Regions from separate parts of the Homo sapiens genome. Here region 1 is linked to region 2. A link is a contact called in ENCODE Hi-C or POLR2A ChIA-PET data. All regions are on one chromosome and are shown on one strand. Each heading gives the region's core, a stretch centred on a gene start or an enhancer-like site at or near the end of the contact. The rest is flanking DNA. Distances are from core to core; before and after follow the strand shown.

Region 1 (7,458 bases), core at 2,819-5,318, 4.7 Mb before region 2:
CTCCAAAATCTTATTCACCCTACAGTCTTCAACATCACAGTAAATGGCAACTCTCTGTTTTTAGTTGGTTACCCAGGCCAAAAACCAGAAAATCATCTTTGACTCACACCCTCTTTCTTTCTCTCATACCCTCCATTGAATCCGTATTTTTGAAATAAATGCAGAATGCAATCACTTCTCACTCATCTGGTCACTTCAACCTAGTCCCTTCAAATGAAGTCACCCTCATTTCTTGCCTGGTCTTTGCAATCGCCTCTTTCTACCTTTGCCTTCTTCCTCTCTTCTCCATATGAAAGCCAAATGGTCTATTAAATTATTGGGCAGATAATAACACTCCTCTACTCAGGACACTACAGTGGCTTCCTGTGTCATTCAGAATAAAAGCCAACATCTTTACCGTTGTCAACAAGGCCCTACATATTATGGTCTCTGCTACCTGCCAAACATCATCTCCTTCTATTCCTCCCCTTGATCATTCTCTCCAGGAGTGACCTTCCTGCCACACCCCTTCTCCTATTCTCTGTGCTTAGGATGTTCTTCCCATCTGCATGTCTACTCTATCACTTTTGTCAGGTCTCTGCTCAAGTGACTTTATCATCAAGGCCTTTTCTGATCACCCTAATAAAATAGTATGTGTCCTACCAATCTCTAGCCACTTTCCTGCTTTATTTTTATGGCATAGTTTTGTTTTTTTTTTTTAGGTAGGGTCTCACTCTGTCTCCAGGCTATAGAGCAGTGGCGTGATTATAACTCTTTGCAGCCTCCATCCCCTGGGCTCAAGTGATCCTCCCGCCTCAGCCTCCCAAGTGGTTCAGACTACAGGTGCGCACCACCATGCCCAGCTAATTTTTTTTTTTAGTAGAGATGAGTTCTTGCTATGTTGTCCAGACTAATCCTGAATTCCCGAACTCAAGCAGTACTGCAGCCTTAGCCTCCCAAACAACTGGAATTACAGGCATAAGCCTGTAACAGCTGGCTTGACATACATTTTTTTAGTCATCTTTCTGCCTCCATGGCTATGGCTCAAATGTTAGGAACATATTCAGATACTTGTTTACAAAATCTGGCTGGGCGCGGTGGCTCACGCCTGTAATCCCAGCTCTCTGGGAGGCTGAGGCAGGTGGATCACCTGAGGTCAGGAGTTCAAGACCAGCCCGGCCAACATGGAAAAACCCTGTCTCTATTAAAAATACAAAAATTAGCTGGCCATGGTGGTGCACACCTGTAATCCCGCTACTCAGGAGGCTGAGACAGAAGAATCGCTTGAATCTGGGAGGCAGAGGCTGCAGTAAGCCAAGATTGCACCACTGTGCTCCAGCCTGGGCAACGGAGTGAGAATCCATCTTAAAAAAAAAAAATCAGAGAAACAGGACCTAGAAAGATAGTTGCTAAGGGTTTGGCATAGAGGGGAGTGGTAATTAGTGTTTAATGGGTATAGAGTTGCAGTTTTATAGGATGAAAAACTTAAGTATTTTAGGCCAGGCGCGGCAGCTCATACCTGTAATCCTAGCACTTTGGGAGGCCAAGGCAAGTATATCACTTGAGGGCAAGAGTTCAAGATCAGTTTGGCCAACGTGATGAAACCACAACTCTCTACTAAAAATACAAAAATTAGCTGGGCGTGGTGATGCACGCCTGCAATCCCAGCTATTTAGGGGGGCTGAGACACAAGAATCCCTCGAACCCGGGAAGTAGATAGAGGTTGCAGTGAGCTGTTATTGTGCCACTGCGTTCCAGCCTGGGTGACAGATTGAGACTCTGTCTCAAAGAAATAAAAAGTTGTACTAAGTATTTTTTCAAGCTACTCACAATAAACCAAAGTTCTAAAGATCTGTTGTTTAACAATGTTAATATACTTAACAATACAGAACTGTACACTTAAATATGTTAAGATGGCAATTTTTTTTTTTTTTTGAGACAGAGTCTCACTCTGTCGCCCAGGCTGGAGTGCAGTGGCGCGATCTCGGCTCACTGCAACCTCTGCCTCCCAGGTTCACACCATTCTCCTGCCTCAGCCTCCTGAGTAGCTGGGACTACAGGTGCCCGCCACCACGCCGGGCTAATTTCTTTTGTATTTTTAGTAGAGACAGGGTTTCACTGTGTTAGCCAGGATGGTCTCCATCTCCTGACCTCGTGATCCGCCCACCTCGGCCTCCCAAAGTGCTGGGATTATACGCGTGAGCCACCATGCCCAGCCAAGATGGCAAATTTAGTATGTTTAGTGCATATAAAACTATAATTTAAAGTAACAGTTAAAAACATAGCTGGGTGCCAGAAACTGTGCAGGCTGCTTTTGTGTTAAGTCTCTCATCTTAAGGGAAGCTGAACAGAGAAGAGGAAAACAGGTAATCCAAGTTCCCTAGTTCACTTACCCTGCAACAGGTACTCCATCATGTTAATGGTGCCCCCAGTGACAGGCATCATGGTGACTGGAGGTGCCTCCATGGTGTCTAAGTTGAAGACAACACAACTGGACTCAGAGCCCCCAGTCAGGTAAGGCACGGGATATACCTGGAAAAGAGTTCACTTGTTTATACATCAAAGTGGTGGAGAGAGACCAGATCTGTTGTGGCACTGGCCTTCAAATCAAAGATTCATTCATTCAAAAACGTTTGAGTATTTCCTTATATGGCCAGTTCCAGGAACTGATGACACAGAAATATAGAAAGGAGATCTGGTCATGGAGTTACAGCATTACCTTCTAGTCTCAAGTTCTGAAACCTCCACATTACCTGTGCAATCTTGAGAAAGTCCTATCTATAACCCCTCACCCTGGGACTCAATGTCTTCCTTATAAAATGAGGCCAGTGATTTTTTTTTTTTTTTTTTTTTGAGACGGAGTTTCACTCTTGTCGCCCAGGCTGGAGTGCAATGGCGCAATCTCTGTTCACTGCAGCCTCTGCCTCCCAGGTTCAAGCGATTCTCCTGTCTCAGCCTCCCGAGTAGCTGGGATTACAGGCGCCCGCAACCAAGCCCAGCTAATTTTTTTTGTATTTTTAGTAGAGACGGGGTTTCGTCATGTTGGCCAGGTTGGCCTCGAACTCCTGGCCTCAGGTGATACTCAGGTGATCCGGCCTCCCAAAGTGCTGGCATTACAGGTGTGAGCCACCGTGCCCGGCCAAAGGCCAGTGATTTTTAACTCCCAAGGCTATGTGGCTCAAACGAGATAATAAAGAGGCAACAAAATTCAGAAGAACTGAAAAAGTGACTTAAGGGACCTTCGTTTTATAGATGAGGATATTGAGACTTGGAGAGGGACAGAAGGATACACACAGCAAGTTGGTAGCAGAGTTTGGACCAAACTAACATCTAGGCGTTCTATCTCTCTGAAAATGCCTTCCCCCGTACGCTTTTCTTTTTTGGTGACAGGATCTCGCTCTGTAGCCCAGGCTGCAGTGCAGTGGGGAGTTCCTAGCTCACTATAACCTCGAACTCCTGGGCTCAAGCCGAGTAGCTGGGACTACTACAGGCGGGAGACCACACTGCGGCTAGCCTAAAAATGCCTTTTAAAGAGAGCCAAGGCCGGGCGCGGTGGCTCACGCCTGTAATCTCAGTACTTTGGGAGGCCGAGGCCGGCGGATCAACTGGAGGTTGGGAGTTCGAGACCAGCCTGACCAACATGAAGAAACCCCGACTCTACTAAAAATACAAAAAATTAGCCAGGCCTGGTGGCGAGCGCCTGTAATCCCAGCTCCTCAGGAGGCTGAGGCAGGAGAATCGCTTGAACCCGGAAGGCGAGGTTGCGGTGAGCCGAGATCGCGCCATTGCACTCCAGCCTGGGCAACAAGAGCGAAACTCCGTCTCAAAAAAAAAAAAAAAAAAAAAAAGAGAGAGAGAGCCAAGGGGAAGTTATTTTAAGATGATGGTATATAGGTCCTTCTAAGCCGGCATCCATAACACGTATCCAATTAAACACTAGAAGCACACCTCCTTGAGGCTGTAGTGTCTTCTCGAGAAGCCGGGAATTATATCCACCCGCGCACCTAGGAGCTTTTGAGCGACGATTAGATACCAGCACTCCGGTTACCCGAGCCCGGGAAGCCCCCAGATCGGTGCAACCAGCCAACTTCCTCCTCTTCTCACTTCCGGTCGGAAGCCGACGTCTCACAAACCTCGAAACTGCCGTTCCCAAACGTATGGGTGCCGAGAAGGCCGAAGAGCTTCATTGCGGACAGACAATCAGAGGCGCATGCGCAAAATTCCGGGCTGCTGTATGAAAGATGGCGGCCTCCTTTGGCGCTTTCCTCCGGGCGCTACCTGGATCCTTGACGTCATAGGCCATGCTCTAGGAAAATCTTTTTAGGTTTGACAACCTGGAGATGTATTTGTGTAGAAAGTCTCTTGGAACTGATAGGACTTACAGAGATTATAGTGGGTTTCAAAAGAAAAAAGAACTGAGGGGTTGGGCGCGGTGGCTCACGCCTGTAACCCCAGCACTTTGGGAGGCCGAGGCAGGCGGATCACTTGAGGTCAGGAGTTCGAGACCAGCCTGGCCAAGATGGTAAAACTCCGTCTCCATTAAAAATACAAAAATTAGCCGGGCATGGTGACGCGCGCCTGTAATCCCAGCTACTAGGGAGGCTGAGGTGGGAGAATCGCTTGAACGCGGGAGGCGGAAGTTGCAGCGAACCGAGATCGCGCCACTGCATTGTAGCCTGGGCTACAGAGAGAGACTCTGTCTCAAAAAAAAAAAAGAGTCTGGAAAAGGAGTAGGTCCAGATCCAGGAGTACTCTGCAGTGCCATACCAAAGAATACATGTGAGCTTTAAAAGAACCCTGGCTACAACATGGAGAAAAGTTTGGGAAAGGAGAGAGCCTAGAGAAAAAAGACCAGGCCGGACACGGTGGCTCAGGCCTGTAATCCCAGCACTTTGGGAGGCCAAGGCGGGCAGATGGCTTGAGTTCAGGAATTCAAGACCAGCCTGAACAACATGGTGAAACCCTGTGTCTACAAAAAATACAAAAAATTAGCTGAACGTAGTGGCTCGCACCTGCAGTCCCAGCTACTTGGGAGGCTGAGGTGGGAGGATTGCTTGAGTCCAGGAGGCAGAGGTTGCAGTGAGCTGAGATAGCGCCACTGCACTCCAGCCTGTGCAACAGAGGGAGATCCTGTCTGGAAAAAAATTAAAGAAAAACGACCAGTTAGGCGCTTTGGTACAACTCCAGCTGAGAAACAAATGTCAGAAAAAGATTTTAAAAATGTAAAAAGAGGACAGGCGCGGTGGCTCACGCCTGTAATCCCAGCACTTTGGGAGGCCGAGGGGGGTGGATCACGAGGTCAGGAGATCGAGACCATCCTGGCTAACGGTGAAACCCTGTCTCTACTAAAAATACAGAAAATTAGCTGGGCGTAGTGGCGGGCGCCTGTAGTCCCAGCTACTTGGGAGGCTGAGTCAGGAGAATGGTGTGAACCTGGGAGACAGAGCTGGCAGTGAGCCGAGATCGCACCACTGCACTTTAGCCTGGGCGACAGAGCAAGACTCCGGCTCAAAAAAAAAAGTAAAAAGAGGAAATTAGCCGGGTGTGGTGGCACACGCCTGTAGTCCCAGCTACTCAGGTGGCTCAGGTGGTCAAGAGACCAAAATTGCTTGAACCCAGGAGGCAGAGGTTGTAGTGAGCTGAAATTGCACCACTGCTCTCCAGCCTGGGCTACAGAGCAAGACTCTGTCCTCTATATATATATGGAAAATAATTCTTTAATGACTAACCAGAGGTAAAGACAGAGATGAAGGAGTCACAGATGTCTTGGGTGGCTATCGTAGCACTTTTTTTCTCTAAGCTAGGAAACACAGAGCAGTGTGGGTGAGACAGGAAAGATGAGTTCATATGTAGACCCACTGAGCATCAGGTGTCTGTGGGACACCCAAATGGCAAAGTTCAGGGGAGAGAAATGGGCTACAGATAGAGATTTCAAAACCATAGCCTCATAGATGGTAGCTAAAAGCCATGACATTGAATGAGATCATCGTGAAAGAGTGTACTAAGTAGGAAAAGAAGATTGACAAGGATTGCGTATGCCCTAGGGTTTAGGATGTGCCTCCTGATCAACCTGGTGATTCACAAGATTGGGCAGAGTGACCAGCTCTCAAGTGCTGTAATGATTAGAGGAGGCTGTGAACTTCTTTGGCCTCTCTTTTCCTATACAGACACTAATTGCAGCATAGAAAGTCCAGTGAATTACAGGTCATTTGAGGCACCATAGGGTTTACCCAGATTTTAGCTGGTATTTTAAAGAAGGGTAAATTTTTTTAAAAAGGTAGGGGAGATAGACAGAAAATGGGTAAACAATATGATAATACCTGAAGGAGGCCTGGAGATTACAGGGATGGGTTTCTCTGATAAGGATATGATGCCTAGAGCTTAGGATGGGGCCCACCCCTGTACTTTGCCACTACCCAGCTGTGCAACCATGGGCATTCACTTCCCCTCCCTGAGCCTCAGCTTCCTTTTTTTGTAAAATAGAGATAATAATAGTACTTTCAAAGGAGTTTGCCAAAATCAAATGAGATGGTTATAAAGCATTTAACATAGTGCTTGGCTTATTGTAAGCACTTAATATTTTTATTTTCTTTTATTTTTATTTAATTTTATTAATTTTTTTAGAGACGGAGTCTCACTATGTGAGACCCAGGCTGGTCTCAAACTCCTGGCCTCAAGCCATCCTCCCATCTTGACCTCGTAAAGTGCTGGGATTACAGGCATGAGCCATCATGCCTGGCGTGTAGGCATTTAATAAGCAGTAGTTATTAGCTTTTTTTTTTTTTTTTTTTGAGATGGAGTCTCGCTGTGTCGCCCGGGCTAGAGTGCAGTGGCGCAATCTCGGCTCACTCCACTTTCCGGGTTCACGCCATTCTCCTGCCTTAGCCTCCTGAGTAGCTGGGACTACAGGCGCCTGCCACTACGCCCAGCTAATTTTTTGTATTTTAAGTAGAGATGGGGTTTCACCGTGTTAGCCAGGATGGTCTCGATCTCCTGACCTCGTGATCCACCCGCCTCGGCCTCCGAAAGTGCTGGGATTACAGGCATGAGCCACCGCGCCCGGCCTTTTTTTTTTTTTTTTTTTGAGGCAGAGTCTTGCTCTGTTGCCCAGGCTGGAGTACAGTGGCGCGATCTTGGCTCACTGCAACCTCCGCCTCCTGGGTTCAAGCTATTCTCCTGCCTCAGCCTCCCAAGTAGCTGGATTACAGGTGCATTCTATTTTATTGTTTTCACTCTTTTTTAAATTCATTTTTTCAAAATTATTTTTTTCATTTTTCGGGGGAGTCACTGGATCTGTGAATGTATTTTGTGCATGGCTTATCTCCCTGGATAGATTGTAAACATCTTGAAGTGAGGAATCATATATATATACACATATACACACACACATATATATATATACACACACATATATACACATATATACACATATATATACATATATAAAAATGTATATCTACACATAAATATATATATATA
Region 2 (7,064 bases), core at 3,349-5,848:
AGTCGAATTGGGAATGGCCTCCAGTTACCACCCTAGGAAGCTCAGACTTTATCCTGAGGTTGACAGGGAGCCACGCAGGGTTTGCAGCAGGAGTGACATGGTCAGTTGTGGGTTCTAGAAAGATCTCTGTGGTAGGCTGGGCATGGTGGCTCACACTTGTAATCCCAGCACCTTGGGAGGCCAAGGCAGGTGGATCACTTGAGGTCAGGAATTCAAGACCAGCCTAGCCAACATAGTGAAACCCCGTCTCTACTAAAAATACAAAAATTAGCCAGGTGTGGGGGTACGTGTCTATAGTCCTAGCTACTTGGGAGGCTGAGGCAGGAGAATTGCTTGGACCCGCGAAGCGGAGGTTGCCGTGAGCCGAGATTGCACCACTACACTCCAGCCTGGCCAACAGAGTGAGACTCCATCTCAAAAAAAAAAAAAATCTCCATAATAGGTATGGAGGATGGACAAAGGGGGAGGAAAGGGAGGACAGATTCAAGTTGTTGTGGTGAGCTGAAGGAGGCCTGAACCAAGGTAATGGCAATGGGGTGGGGTGGGGGGGAGTTGGGCAAGAACTTTCTGAAACTGAACAGCAGTAGATCCAGGAGAACAATTAGAGGGAGAGACACAAAATAAAGGTGACAGAATTTCCTGTATCAGGAGCTGAGGTAGATGATGACAGCATTAACCCAGGAAGGTGGCAGGCAGAGCGAGGTCACCTTTGAGGTACCTCCCAGATGTCCATTTCCTCAAGAACTGACTGCACTACACACCCAGATATAGGACTAGATAAGACCCAAGATCATCGAGGGAGAGGCAAGAGAGAGAGAATATTAGGAATCTTTTGGTCGTAAGTGACAGAAACTCAGTTCAAATTAGGTTATGGAAAACAAAACAAAAAGAAAAACGATACTACAAACGTAGTGGCCCCTTTATCTTAGAGTTTCAAGGGTGAGTCAAACTTCGGGCATTGCTGGATCCAGGGTTTCCAGTGATGACATTGGGTTATCTCCCCATCACACCCATCAGTCAGTTCTGTTTGTCTCTGCCTTTCTTTAAGAATGGGGCTTCTCGGCCGGGCATGGTGGCTCAAGCCTGTAATCCCAGCACTTCGTGAGGCTGAGCCAAGCGGATCACTTGAGGTCAGGAGTTCAAGACCAGCCTGGCCAGCATGGTGAAACCCTGACTCTACTAAAAATACAAAAATTAGCCAGGTGTGGTGGTGAGTGCCTATAATCCCAGCTACTTGGGAGGCTGAGGCAGGAGAATTGCTTGAACCCGGGAGGCGGAGGCTGTAGTGAGCCAAGATCGCACCACCACACTCCAGCATGGGTGACAGAGTGAGACTCTGTCTCAAACAAAAAAAAAAAAAAAAAAAGAATGGGCCTTCTCTCCCATGGCAGATAGGCATTCTCCAGTCCCAGGAAAGATGCTCAAATGTTTACATCCTACCAGCTCTCATTTCAGGAGAGAGCCAAGCTTCGCCACTGGCTCCATCGAAAGTTCCAGGGAGGGCTCTGATTGGCTCAGCTTGTATCACATGCCCAGGCCCAAACCAATCACTGTATATCAAGGAAAATGGGACACTGTAATTGGCCTACTTGCCTTCCCAGTGGGTGGGGCCCTGTGAGGGATACCTGACCAGAGCACATGGACAGGAAATGAGAAGATTGGAAAAATATGCCGGGCAGACAAAAGAGGTTCCAGCCCTGCCTCAGTTTACAATGAGGCTTGAGGGCAGAACCCTGGGGAACACTAATATTCAAGGGTTGGCTGGAACTTGGGAAGGAGACTGAGGGGTATGAGAGAGGTTCTGGGAGAAGCAGCGTCTTCGAGGGAGGAGAGAAGTTCTACAAGGAGGTAATGGTCAAAGGCAAATTCTGGAAGGGGTCACTCACACTCACTGTTCTGGGCTCCAACCACCCACCCTCACCTGACATGGAAAGGCTCTGGGACCCGGTTTCACCAACACTGATTATGCCACCTCCCCCAGCAGAGTCTGTTTGCTTATCTGTGAAATGGGGGCAATGACAGAACACCCACCCCATAGGGTGACAGAGAAGGCTGAGTGAGAGACACTGAGAAATGCTTACCCCGGTGCAATGTAGCACCACTCAGGCACCATTCATTCATTTATTCATTTATTCATTCATTCATTCACTCACTCATTGAACAATCTTTAACTGAGTGCCTCCTTTGTATCAGTCCCTATGCCAAACACAGTGGATGTAAAGAAGACACAGGGATCTGAGGATGCGTGGGATACAGACCTGATGGTGGATGGTTATGATACAGGGTGATAAGTGCTGAAGGGACTGGGTTTTGCAAGCCCAGAGAAATTTGGTCCACATGGAGGCCCCAGGGCAGCCCCCTGAGGAGACAACATTTGAGATGACATTTCATGAGCACTCACCATGGGTCAGGCACTGGGTGTGCCAAGCGTTTCCACGTTGTTCCTGTGACGTCGGGGAGGGGATGGGGCCCAGAGAGGGTGGGAGGCTTACTCAGGGTCACCGTGCTCGTAAGTGGGGACACCAGGGCTGGCCCACCTCCACTGGATGAGTTTGCCAGATGGGGAGAGAGGAGAGACAGGATGTCAGGCAGAGGGCAAAAGACAATGTGACCCAATCCTCTAGGATGGGGAGAGGAAGCTGGGATTCCCATAGGGAAAGCCCATATCTGTAGAAGGGTGGGCCAGAGGCAGTAGGACAAGGGCAAGGTGAGAGCCATGACCTCCAGCAAGTCCTGTGCCTCCTGGAACCTCCGTCTCCTCCTCTATGAACTCAGGATAAGGACATCTATTATATTATCTTCATCTCCATTTTACAGGTGAGAAACAGATTAGATCAAGGCTATCCAGTTGCAGAGCCCACGAGCTGAGCCATGCACTGTGGTTCTGCTGGAGCAGATGAGATGTATGAGTTCCCTGCAAACCCTCCTGTTTGTCTCAAGAGTGGGAGCCATGAAAAGCACCCCAAGAGTAGGGGGGAGACTTCATGGGAGCAGCCCTCAGAGAGACCCAGAAGATGCTCCTGTGCTCCTACCCAGAAATTCAGTCTCTTAAGGACCTTAGAGACAGTTTCATTCATGCATTAGTGAGGAGCGATGCCTACAACTTGCAAATGGAGAAACTGAGTTCAGAAAGGAGGGAGTGACTTGTCCAAGGTCACACCACAAGCTGGTGGTAGAAATCCCTCCAGAATGCAGGCATCCCAACATCTGGTTTTGTCCATTTCTCCATTCCCCTGACTCCTCACAAATGACTTGTCCCCTTGTCCCCAGCATGGTGATCTCTACCGGTCCTGAGCATTTAATATGGGCCAGACTCTTCGCCTTACTCTGACTCTCCAAGCCACCCTATGAAGTGGTATCCAAAGGCAACTTACTTACTTAAATACATGGCTTATTGATAGTATGTTACAAAACACATAAAATAATAATTGATGTATCTGCATTTCATGACCACCCTATAAATTGCACAATTCCTATTTTACAGATGAGAAAATTAAGGCTCAGAGATGGGAAAAGACTGTCTCAGGGACACACAGCGAGCAAGCAACAGGGTGAGGATTAGTATCCAGGCATCTCTGACTCCAAAGCAGGGGTGTCTTGTCCACACCCCAAGCTGCTGTCAGGGAACAGATGGGAGAGCCTGCAAGGGGAGGTGAGAGGAAGGTGCTGAGCCCCAGTCATGAGCGAGGTGACAGTTATTGTAGTGGCTAAACAGGTGGCCCCTGAGATCAGGCTGCCTGGGCTGGAATCCTGGTCTACCACTCCTTAGCACTGTGCGTTCAGGCAAACCATTGGTCCGCTCTGAGCCTTGACTTCCTTATCTGTAAAATGGGCGTGGTAATAATATGCCACCCTCATTAGGTTCCTGGAAGGGTTAAATGAGTGTGTAGCCCATGGTACATGCAATGGAAGTGCTGCCTCTTATTTGTGTGGCATTCTGCAGTGACTGTCTCGTGTACTCTCAATAGTGCTTATAACTCTTACGGGTTCTGGAGCTAGCCACCTGGCCTCTGCTACCACTTCCTAGCAGGGCGGCAGAGCTTAGAGGGAGATTTAAGGTGAGGATGGTGAGGTTTAAGTCCTGGGTCCCTCATTGGCATGGCCTTGTACTTCATTATTTAAAGAGACCCCCCCGCCCTCAGTATTGTATAACCTTTACTGACATCCTGCCAAGCCTGGATCTGCCCCTGTGTGAGGAACTCTACCTCTCTGTGTGCCTCAGTTTTCTCATCTGTTAAGTGGGAAGAATGTTAATTGTGCCAAATAAATGAATTAATACGTGTAGAATGCTTTAAAAGTGCCTGGTGCATAGTAAATGCCCAATACCTATTGGCTTCTTAAGTAAATCTCCAGTGGTAAATGTGCTTAAGTGCTAGTAAACGTGTTAAATGCTTTCCATGTGTCATGTGGTTTCATTATTTTTAATCTTCACAACAAACCATCCCATTTTCAGAGAGGTGAAGTAACTTGCCCGAGGTGACAGACTGTGGAAGCCAAATGGGTCTGACTCCAGAGCCAGGCCCCTGACCACCGTGCCAGCTACTTCCCTGTTGATGAGGGTTCCCTCCCCTCCCCACTGGCAGCTGAACCTGGAGGACTCAGGTCACACCTCCAGCAGGTACTGTCTGCCAGGCCCAGGTCACCTGAAGGTGGCCTATGAGGCCCCTGCAGGAAAGAAGCCCCCATGTCCAGCTGGGCCCAGGCCCTGCCCCACCTCGCACCCTCATCCCTCCTGCCCCCTAGAGCTTCCTCCTGAGCTCCCGTCACCAGAGGCCCTGGCCCAGGTGGGGCGGGGGCTAACGGGTGACAATGACCGATTTAGAAAGTAAAGTTGCTTCTCAAACAAATAAGAAAGAAGAGGAAAGAAATGGCCTGCCCGCTTCCTGCCCCACTCTCTCTTCCAGCACCTGGGGCCCAGCTGCAGGCTTTTCACTGCTTGTTTGTTCATCCTGCCTCGAGAAGCCTCTTCTTGAAGCCCCAGGCCCCCTCCATATGGGCGTTGGGATAATTGTTGAGCCAGTGGAAATAAGCACCCTCCATGATTGTTGTATTGTCATCGTCTCCAGTATTGTTTTGGACAACAATACCAGTAATCATAACAATCTGGGTTTCCTGCGGTTGGGAGGGGGGGACTACCAGCTTCGACTTGGGAGAAGTCCCCCTGGCTCTGCAGTTTCTGAGATGTGGAGGCCTGAGCAGGTCATAACTCCTCTCTGGGCCTCAGTTTCCTTGTCTGCAAAATGGGGACAGGGTGATGGTGAGGGCTGAATGGGGCAAGCATGGCCTGTGAAGCATAGTGCATGGCCCTGGTGGGAACCATTCAGTTGATTACTATGAAAGCCAGGGTCACACAGAAGCAATTTTAAGAGCCTCCTCAGACAAGGTTGGAAAGCTCAGTGGACTCCAGGATACAATGCTTATAAAGCCCTTGGTGTGTTTCTAATAACTGCTCTGAGTGCTTTATGTATTATCATTCATTTCATCCTTACCACAACCAGATGAAGCAGATGCTATTGCTGTTCCTATTTCATAGATGAGGAAACTAAGATGCAGAGAAATGACTTGTCCAAGGTCAGCACAGCTGGTAGGTGCAATTGGGGATGTGGATGCAGCCTTTCCAGGTCCAGGATCGGTGCTCTAAGCTGCATACACTGCCCTGGGGTCAGGGTCTGGCTCTGAAGGGTCTGACTTGCCTCGCGATCGTGGACAAGTCATTTGCCTTCTAAGCCTCAGACTTCTTCTACAAAATGAGCAGCCCATGATACCTGCCTGTAGATGTTGTACAATCCTAAAGGAGAGTTGTGGTCAGATTAGCGACAATGTAGAGAAAGACAATGAATGAGTACACCAGGGGTTCAGGAAGCCATGGCTGACTGCGATCATTATTATTAGTTTTAAAGTCACAGGCAAGAGGCAGCCTAGAGGATGCTGAGGGCCCTGCCCAGCTTTGAAAGTCTAAATCCTGTGGTTGCAGCTGGGGAGTGACTCCGGGAGGCACCTGGTGAGAGGTGGCTCCACCCGTTGGGGCTAAAAAAATCCCTGAGGCTGCCACCGTGCAATCTGCCAGTCACCTGCTCCAACTAATGGCAAACTCTCCAACCCTGCTTCCCTGCCCCTACCCCCACCCCCTATGAGCTGTGTGGCCCTGGAGAAATCATCTGACCTCTCTAAGTTTCTGGAAAAAAACACTGACCTTGTAGAGCTTTGTTGGATTGGAAATAGTGCCTAGCAATAGGTAGTTGCTACCAGGTGATGAGAACCTGCACTTTGAGGCCCACTTGTGTTCCAGTCCTGGCTATGCTACTTCCTGTTGTGTGACCTTGGGCAGGTTGCTTAGCCTCTCTGAGACTCAGTTTCCACAACTGGAAAATGGATTAGCACAGCACCTGACACACAGTAGGTGCTTAAGTGCTAATGATTATTGTTGTGTATGGCCATTTATTGTATTTTTTTTTTTGGTTTTTGAAATGGAGTCTCACTCTGTCTCCCAGGCTGGAGTGCAATGATGCCATCTCAGCTCACTGCAACCTCTGCCTCCTGGGTTCAAGCAATTCTCCTGCCTCAGCCTCCTGAGTAGCTGGGATTACAGGTGTGTGTCACCACAGCCAGCTAATTTTTTTTTTTTTTGGAAATGGAGTCTCACTCTGTTGCCCAGGCTGGATTTGCAGTGGTGCGATCTTGGCTCACTGCAACCTCCACCTCCCAGGTTCAAGCAATTCTCCTACCTCAGCCTCCCGAGTAGCTGGGATTACAGGTGTGTGCCACCACACCTGTGTAATTTTTTGTATTTTTAGTAGAGATGGGGTTTCACCGTGTTAGCCAGGATGGTCTCGATCTCCTGACCTCGTGATCCACCCGCCTTGGCCTCCCAAAGTGCTTGGATTACAGGCATGAGCCACTGCACCCAGCATTTATTGTATTTTATAAGCATATCCAGAAGTCCTTTAAAGATCCTGAGGGTATTATGTTCTTTCTCATGCTGGATCTCTCTGTTTGCCCCTCTAGAACTCTCCTCTGCCCTTCCTCAACCTGTTCTGTACCTTGATTAGGTGACCTTTGTGGGT

The links. A loop is a pair of places that touch in the nucleus more often than their neighbours do. ChIA-PET counts read pairs that join two places held with the same protein, here RNA polymerase II (POLR2A). Pooled maps may share reads with other maps.
Region 1: a pooled map shows a loop between it and region 2 (4-fold over the local background). The contact joins the promoter of MED18 here to the enhancer-like site in region 2. A Hi-C loop is called at or near these places in 1 of 50 pooled maps. POLR2A ChIA-PET finds 5 or more read pairs at or near these places in 2 of 52 experiments (AG04449 and activated CD4-positive, alpha-beta T cell).

What each region holds. Positions count from the first base shown.
Region 1 is chr1:28,325,650-28,333,107 of GRCh38, reverse strand. MED18 (mediator complex subunit 18) reads right to left here and starts at 4,068. Exons shown (of 3, transcript NM_017638.3): 1 at 3,928-4,068; 2 at 2,373-2,511. The coding sequence starts at 2,445. RefSeq lists enhancers at 3,019-3,526, 3,527-4,034.
Region 2 is chr1:23,611,090-23,618,153 of GRCh38, reverse strand. No RefSeq gene overlaps it. Among named protein-coding and RNA genes, the nearest start is that of MDS2, 13 kb to the left of the region's middle. RefSeq lists an enhancer at 5,285-5,334. Within about 2 kb of position 4,598, at least 7 of the 41 ENCODE cell types and tissues checked have a DNase peak (open chromatin) inside an H3K27ac peak, as active enhancers do.